3 separate regions of the Homo sapiens genome follow, and all the other regions are linked to region 3. A link is a loop called in an ENCODE intact Hi-C map of the cell type or tissue named here. Cell type or tissue: endothelial cell of umbilical vein. All regions are shown on one strand.

Region 1 (2,500 bases), 160 kb before region 3:
CACATTGACTCTTTTCTTTCTCCCTCCTTCCTTCTTTTTTGTTGTCTGTCTCCTTTTTCTCCCTTTCCTTTCCCTCTCCTTCCTTCCTTCCTTCCTTCCTTCCTTCCTTCCTTCCTTCCTTCCTTCCTTCCTTCCTTCCAACTAACTTGTTCATTTTGAGTCAACGCTGTCCCCACTAACTGCCATGGTTTTTGCAACAGAATATTGTGGAGTGAATAAGCACACATACTGTCTAATTTCCCATTCCTCGTACACAGCACTAATCCCAGAGCTCTGCAACCATACTTTAGTCAGAAGTTGTATTGATAAAATATTATTTTCAATTATTACATAAACATAGAATTCTTGTACTGTAGAAAAGTTTTGATTTTGTTTTGTTTTGTTTTTTAGATGGGTGGGGCTGTAGGTGCAGTGGCTCATGGCTGTGGTCCCGGCACTTTGGGAGGCCAAGGCAGGAGGATCATTTGAGCCCAGGAGTCCAAGACCAGCCTGGGCAACATAGGGAGATCCCATCTCTACAAGTTTTTTTTTTTTTTTTTTTTTTTTAATTAGCCAGGTATGGTGACATGTGCCTGTAGTCCAGGCTACTTGGGAGGCTGAGGTGGGAGTATCCCTTGGACCAGGGAGTTTGAAGTTGCAGTGAGTCATGGTTGCACCACTGCACCGTAGCCTGAGCAGCAGAGCTAGACCCTATTTCAAAAATAAATAAATAAATAAAGAAAAGAAAAGAAAAGAAAAAGGAAAAAAAAAGAAAGGAAGGTAAAAGAAACTCGAGGAGAGACAGCTGCTGATTCCTTTTTGGATATTTGTGCATTAAGTTATGAAAATGAGTCCTAGACACACTTTAGTGCCGGGGAGCTGTGACATCCTCCTAAAGACCACTGTTCGTTATGGCCAAGAACCAAATAAGGTCTAGTGGATGGTATAACATGTATTATTTGTAATACCTTCATTATTGAGGGGGTTTCCTCAGGAGGATTATCTGTCCAGAAACATCAGAAAGCTTTGCTAAGAGGATGGCAATGCAGGAGGTAACTGCACTTGCTCTTCAGTCTGAAACCGCAGAGTAATTTCTGTCCGTCATAGAAACATTATAACAATGGGGCACTCCCTTTTAAAGAAAATGCCAGGGCTCCAGTAAGACGGGGCTTGCTGAAAAGAATTAAGGTGCAATGGAGGGAGATGTTGCAGGGCTTGCAGAACTTTGTGCTATGACTCATTTGCAACCTTTTGCAAAACTTAATGTGGCAAAAGTACTGGGTTATTATGATGTACCATGTGGTATCCCAATTTGTCATCTTCACTTGACATAGCTTTTATTGAGGGGTACAAGAAGAAACCCCACATTGGCTGAGGAAAATTTTTCTACTTACATCCCACACGGAGATTTAAAAATACATTCCTAGAATATGGCATTTACAGGAACATGTTTCACTTTAGTACTTCTGAAAGAAGACAGCTTTTTTTACCCTTCGAGTGGAAGAATCTATGATTCTAACACGTCACCACTAGAGGGCCAGTGGAACACACCTTATTTGGTAAATGGTGATGGGTCTGGGCGATGCAGTCTCCAAACATTTGAGTTTACTTTGCATCGTTTATCTTTTTGCAGTATTGACTGTTTTATTATTTAAAATGATATTCTAAATTTCTTTTTTCTTGTCACTTTACTGTTTTTAATTTTAGAAAACATCATGTCCATTATTTCAAGCACTGAGTCGGGAGCAAATTAGAATATTTTATTCTGCAGAGAAAAAATTATTGCATGGAAGACTATTCCTTCCCAAGCCCCATTATTTTCCAATATAATCACTTGTTTTAGTTTATAATGTAGTTGTTATAATGACATGCGATGTGGGAAGCTGAAAAAGGAAAATATAAAAACCTGCACAATGTAACAATGATTGGAGAAAGGCATCTCATTTCTTTCATTGCAAAAAATGGAATACTTTCCATGAGATAGCTCATAAATGAGAACATCATGGTAATGTAGTGGTTTTGGAATGTACAGAAGTTAAACTTTATAAAGACAAATATCAATATATCTCAAGCAAAACGTCTGCCCAAAGCAATCAGTAGCAAATGTCTTCATATATTTATTACTAGACTATTTCTAATTTCAGATAATAATAGTCTGTTATGTAAAGCATAAGACAATAGAATTTCTGCTTTCAGAGACTAATTTTTATGAATGATAATATATAGAGATGACAGAAATAATAGGCTATGAAGTTTTCAATGTTAACTTTGTTCAAAATCCTTTTTTATAATGTTAGAGAACATCATATTTCTTGAGTGCAATAAATGTGTCAGCGATGACCCCAATATAAAAGACTTAGATTACTTTCTGGGTTTTATCAAACCTTACTTGGTTTGATTTTCAACTGGACATTTGGATCAAGTAATTATACAATGATTGGCATATGATGACAATGTGGTGCCCTGACTTGCAAGCATGCTTAAAATGAATGAATGAGTATATATATATATATATATATAT
Region 2 (2,500 bases), 210 kb before region 3:
GTTTTAATTTGCATTTATCTGATGATTACTAATGTTGAGAATTTTTTTGTATATGCTTGTTGGATCTTTGTATGTTTTCTTTTGAATGTCTGCTCATGTTCTTTACCTGCTTTTTAACAGAGTTGTTTTTTGTTGTCATTGGGTAGATTTCCTTATAAATTATGGATATTCGTGTTCTGTTGAATGCATAGTTTGCAAATATTTTCTCCCTTTCTGAAGGTTGTTTGTTCCCTCTGTTATTTTGTTTGCTGTGCAGAAGCTTTTTAGTTTAATTAAGTCACTTTTGTCTATTTTTGTTGCTTGTGTTTTTGAGGTCTTAGTTGTGAATTATTTACCTAGACCAATGTGCAGAAGAGTTTCTCATAGAAACTAGAGTTTCTTCTAGTACTTAGACAGGTTTTAGTCTTACATTTAACTTTTTAATCCATCTTGGGTTAATTTTTGTATATGTTGTGTGAGAGAAAGGCCCAGTTTTATTCCTCTGCATATGTCAATTCAATTTTCCCAGGACCATTTATTGAATAGGGTGTCCATTCTTCAGTGCATGTTTTTGTCAGCTCTGTCAAAGATCAGTGGGTAACACATACGTGGTTTTATTTCTGGGTTCTCTATTCTGTTCCACTGATCTATGTGTCTATTTTTATATCAGTACTATGTTGTTTTGATTACTAGAACTTTGTGGCATAATTTGAATTCAGATAATGTGATGTCTCCAGCTTTGTTCTTTTTGCTAAGAATTGCTTTGGCTATTTGGGCTCTTTTTTGGTTCCGTGTTAATTTAAAAATAGCTTTTTCTAGTTCTGTAATAAATAAAATTGGTATTTTGATAACAATTGTATTGAATTTATAGATTGCTTTGGGCAGTATGGTCATCTTAAATATATATGTATATATGGTCTAGAGGTCCCTGTTGATCTTACAGCTCATGAAGCCAGCTTTTGAGAAGCATTTAATTATGTTCCAGGTATTGGTAGACCTGAGGTGATACTGCAGGGAAGTATCCCAAGGGAAAATCAAAGGTGGCATGAATTTGACATTATATCTGACTCATACCTGAATGCAGGTGGTTTGAAGTCTGAAAATACTGAAAATGAGTGACTGCTGAGTTTGACATCCCTATTCACGTGATGATAAGGCAGTCCTCTAATGAGAACTTTGCTCCCACACAGCTCCTGGGCATCCAGATAACTCTTCATTGCCTGATACCTGCTGTACTTCATCTTCACTCGAGTTTGTTCTCTAAGCTTGTGGCTCCTGCCTGGCGTGTGGGCTTTTCTCCTTGTTCTTCCTTTCTTCCCAGAGTGTTGTGGATTTTCTATACACAATGCCTTTTTATGCTTCCATACGAAAGCCCTCTTCTTTCTTTTTTCTCACGTGGTTCTTTGTGAGCAATAAAGTGTATCCCATTTATCCAAACTTCAACCCCTATTATTAGCAGCAAAACTGCTGCATGTTCCACTCCCACTAGAGGGCAGTGAGACCTGAATCTTCCTAAAGAAAATTGCTTGGTATCCATGTGGATAGCCATGGGACGTTGAGGCTGCTTTAATCAGAGGCTTATTCTAGAAAGGGTTTCAGAAAAGGTGTGGAGGATGGTAGGGAGTACGGAGCAGATGCAGTATAAACCTTCCTCAATTTGGAGAAATAATTTATTTGTAAGATATAGTCAATGGATTTTTCTACCTGCAATGTCCAGTGTATGAATAAATAAAGGTATGGATGGCCTGAGTGTGTGTGTGTGTATATACATATAAAATATATATTATATATATTTATATATTATATATTATATAAATATATATTCTATATAAAGAGGCTATATATATAATAGACTATATATATTGTATAGATAGTATATATATGTGTCTATCTATCTATCTACATATATATACTATCAAAGGGTTCTGAGAACATCATATAAAACTTTGGCCAGTGTGCTGCATAGATATGGGCTGAAACACCATCTCTGACCACACTCACTTCTGAAAGTAAGTGAGTCTGTGACAGCCCTGGCTGCCTAAACTGTAATTATGTAACAAATGGTTCCTTCACTATGGGCTGACCAGGCAACAGTGACCTCTGTGAACTGACTTGAAAAGATGACTCAGGCCTGTCAGATTCTTGCTTCTATGAGATTGCATTTGTAATAACAAAAACATTAAATGTCTTCTACTTAACATTGGGAGTTTAAAGTGAAAAGATATGACTTAGAGAAAAGGCCTAAAGAAGCCATAGAAAAACTGAAGTTATGACAGAGCAGAAAATAATGAGAAAGCTGACGTGCAGAGAAAAGCAGGCAGGACCTGAGGGAGGAGAGAACAAGTGATCCCCATGATAAGCTATTTGTAGTTTTTCACTTATAATATGTACAGATCTTTATGTAGCAGCATATGCATTCTCAATCAATTTTGATTTTTAAAAAACCTCAAGTTTTAAAAAATATATTTTAAAGAACTATTTAATCCTTCTTGGAACATTCTCTACAAGTTTTCTCTTTCCT
Region 3 (2,500 bases):
TTGATAATCATGTGACAACACATATCTGTTATTCACTTTGATAGTTCTGGGAAGGGGAGGTGAAAGGAAATATAGGAAGATAATTTGTTATATGTATTCTTTGGTAAGAGCCATAAAAAGCATAATAAACACTACTGTAAAAAATGAATGAACAGGAAACAGCTCCTATATTCATGGAACTTACAGTGCAACCAGAGGCCATACATAAATAATTGAAAAAATAAAATGTGACAGGTCCTGTGATGCTGACATTAACAAAATATAATGGCAAAAATATAAAAGGAAACTTTAGTTCACTTGAGAGAGGCTAAGATGGCTGAGAAAGGGAAATACCTGTGATGGATCTTGAAAATAAGTGAGAATCCTTAAAAAAGTTGGGGATGGAAGGTGGTGAAGAGAACAATAAATCAAAACGAATATCACAGGGAAACAGCACAGCCTATAAACAGTTTGGTGTGGAGGAAGGGCTGGACAAAAGATTGGAGAGGTTGCTGAGGACTTAGCCAGCACATGAAAAGAGTTTAGACCTAACTCTTTGTACCTATTGCACAGATACAGTTTCCTAAAATCCTGTGAACTTACTGATTAAAAAAAATCATTGTGAGAGATGTTACTGAAGAAAGGCAACTTATAAAATGAAGTTAAAGCTCATTTGGAATAAGGGTGAGAATAGAAGACAGACAGCCAATCATGGAATGAGAGATCACCTTCTCAGAATAGTGGCTCTAAATAATCTTTCATATAATAACAGTGGTGTATGTGAAGAACAGCTTTTTTCCTCCCAACAAAACACAAACAAAATACCACATATGTAGAACAAAGACAAATTATTAAGGATAGCTGTTCATAGGCCCCAGTGGCTCCTGAAGCCCAATTTTATTGCATGTATTCTTCCTTAAACTCCTCTGTAAATGTGAGATTGTAGGGCATTCATGTTGAATAGCTCTTCCTTCTATCAATTGTATTATAAAAGTACAAACTATCACTAAAAATTAAAGAAGAAAGGAAGGAAGAAAGTCAAAAAGAAAGGAAAGATACAACAAAAGAAGAAGGAAAAAGATCAAGTTGATTAATGTGCCAGGAATTCCTGCACATTGCTGTACTTAAGTGTTTATTGGCAGAAAGGCAAATGTGCATCTTGCTTGCTTTCATTTTCCCAAAACACAACTTAATTAATGTTGTCATATAGCTCCTGGTAATAGACTTACACCGAAACAGTCCTCCCACGCCACAAGATCAATGGAACCCTGGAAGCTACAAGAGAAAGAAATTAGAATGTGCATCAAATTTGTGAAGCTCATAAGGAAAACACATTTGTCCTTCATGTATTTTTAAAGAGATTCTTGTTTCGTTATATCTTATAAATGGTTTCTCTGTTTAGTATAGCAGATAGAATTGAATTTTGGTAGTATCCCATTTTTCAGAATAACAGAATGCCATTCAGTTTTAATAAAGATGTTAGTGGTGATACTATTATGTTTAGGTGTCCAGTTATTCTGTAGGGACTTTGCAGTTCTGAGAAAAAATCTTGACATATAACCTCATTTATTTGCCTCATTTTCTTCTTTCCTAAGTCTTTAAGATTCAAGAATAAAGTCTGTTGCCAAAAAAAAGAAAGATGATTTTTTTTCAATCAGCTATATCTCATGTTTTGTTTTCAGTAGCATATTGGATTGTATAACAGAAAAAAAAACTGATAATTTAGAATAGCACTTTGGAATATGCATTCATGTAAATCTGTTTGCTTCTAGACTTTGTAATTTTTAGATGAAAATACTGGTTTATTAATTATAACTTTGGGATCAAACTATCAGGACTGAGAGAACTGAGGTTTTTTTTGCCAAATACTGCTTATGCAAATAAAAAAATTGCATCTCCCTTATTTCATAAGTATTGATTTATTGCATCACATATTCATGCTGATTTTCAACTTTAGGTATTTGCTATTTGCTTTTTCAATATGGAGTCATTCCAGAGCAGAATTAGTCAAAACATGAATAATTTGTCACAAAGTTCTATTTTTTCTTTGTTTATTTTCATATTTTATTATTTTGACAGCACATACTATGTGAGAAAAAAACAGATTTAACTTATTAGGAAGTTTATATTTTTGGTGTGTTTGAAAAAATAGCATTGTTGGACTCAATATTCTCAAATTTGTTGAAAACTTTATTAAAATAATTTAAAACGTGATTTTGGTATCTAAAATTATTAATAGTTTTAATAATTACTCTATAGAAATGTGATAGGCCTATTATATCCATGGTTCTGAGAGTTCTTAAATTGATTGGAAGACCTAGCATGAGGTCAAGAACTCCATATATATTTTGATATTTTGGATTTGTAATATAACAACAATAGTATTACATGCTCATTTAAAAAAATCACTACCCGGATTTGTAAACTCCAGTTTCTTTATCCAATGACGAGTTCTAGTGGGCTATAGGATTTTTTTATTTTTATTTTATTATTTTTATTTTTTTATTTTATTATTATTATA

Evidence for each region. Hi-C counts contacts between places; a loop is a spot of excess contacts. Peaks named below come from ENCODE experiments on the same cell type or tissue, not always from the same donor. Only the 100,000 strongest peaks of a DNase experiment are listed, where the experiment ranks them.
Region 1: it touches region 3 in a loop (3.0-fold over the local background); 18 of 110 quality-filtered maps call a loop at or near these places.
Region 2: it touches region 3 in a loop (2.1-fold over the local background); 8 of 110 quality-filtered maps call a loop at or near these places.

What each region holds. Positions count from the first base shown.
Region 1 is chr12:90,853,239-90,855,738 of GRCh38, reverse strand. No RefSeq gene overlaps it. Among named protein-coding and RNA genes, the nearest start is that of LINC00615, 64 kb to the left of the region's middle. In endothelial cell of umbilical vein, a CTCF peak has its summit at 1,512; a DNase peak (open chromatin) is centred at 1,498.
Region 2 is chr12:90,908,228-90,910,727 of GRCh38, reverse strand. No RefSeq gene overlaps it. Among named protein-coding and RNA genes, the nearest start is that of LINC00615, 8.5 kb to the left of the region's middle. In endothelial cell of umbilical vein, a CTCF peak has its summit at 1,464 (motif pointing right); DNase peaks (open chromatin) are centred at 1,487 and 2,077.
Region 3 is chr12:90,697,406-90,699,905 of GRCh38, reverse strand. No RefSeq gene overlaps it. Among named protein-coding and RNA genes, the nearest start is that of LINC02822, 110 kb to the right of the region's middle. In endothelial cell of umbilical vein, no CTCF peak of the experiment used is centred here; DNase peaks (open chromatin) are centred at 265 and 1,185.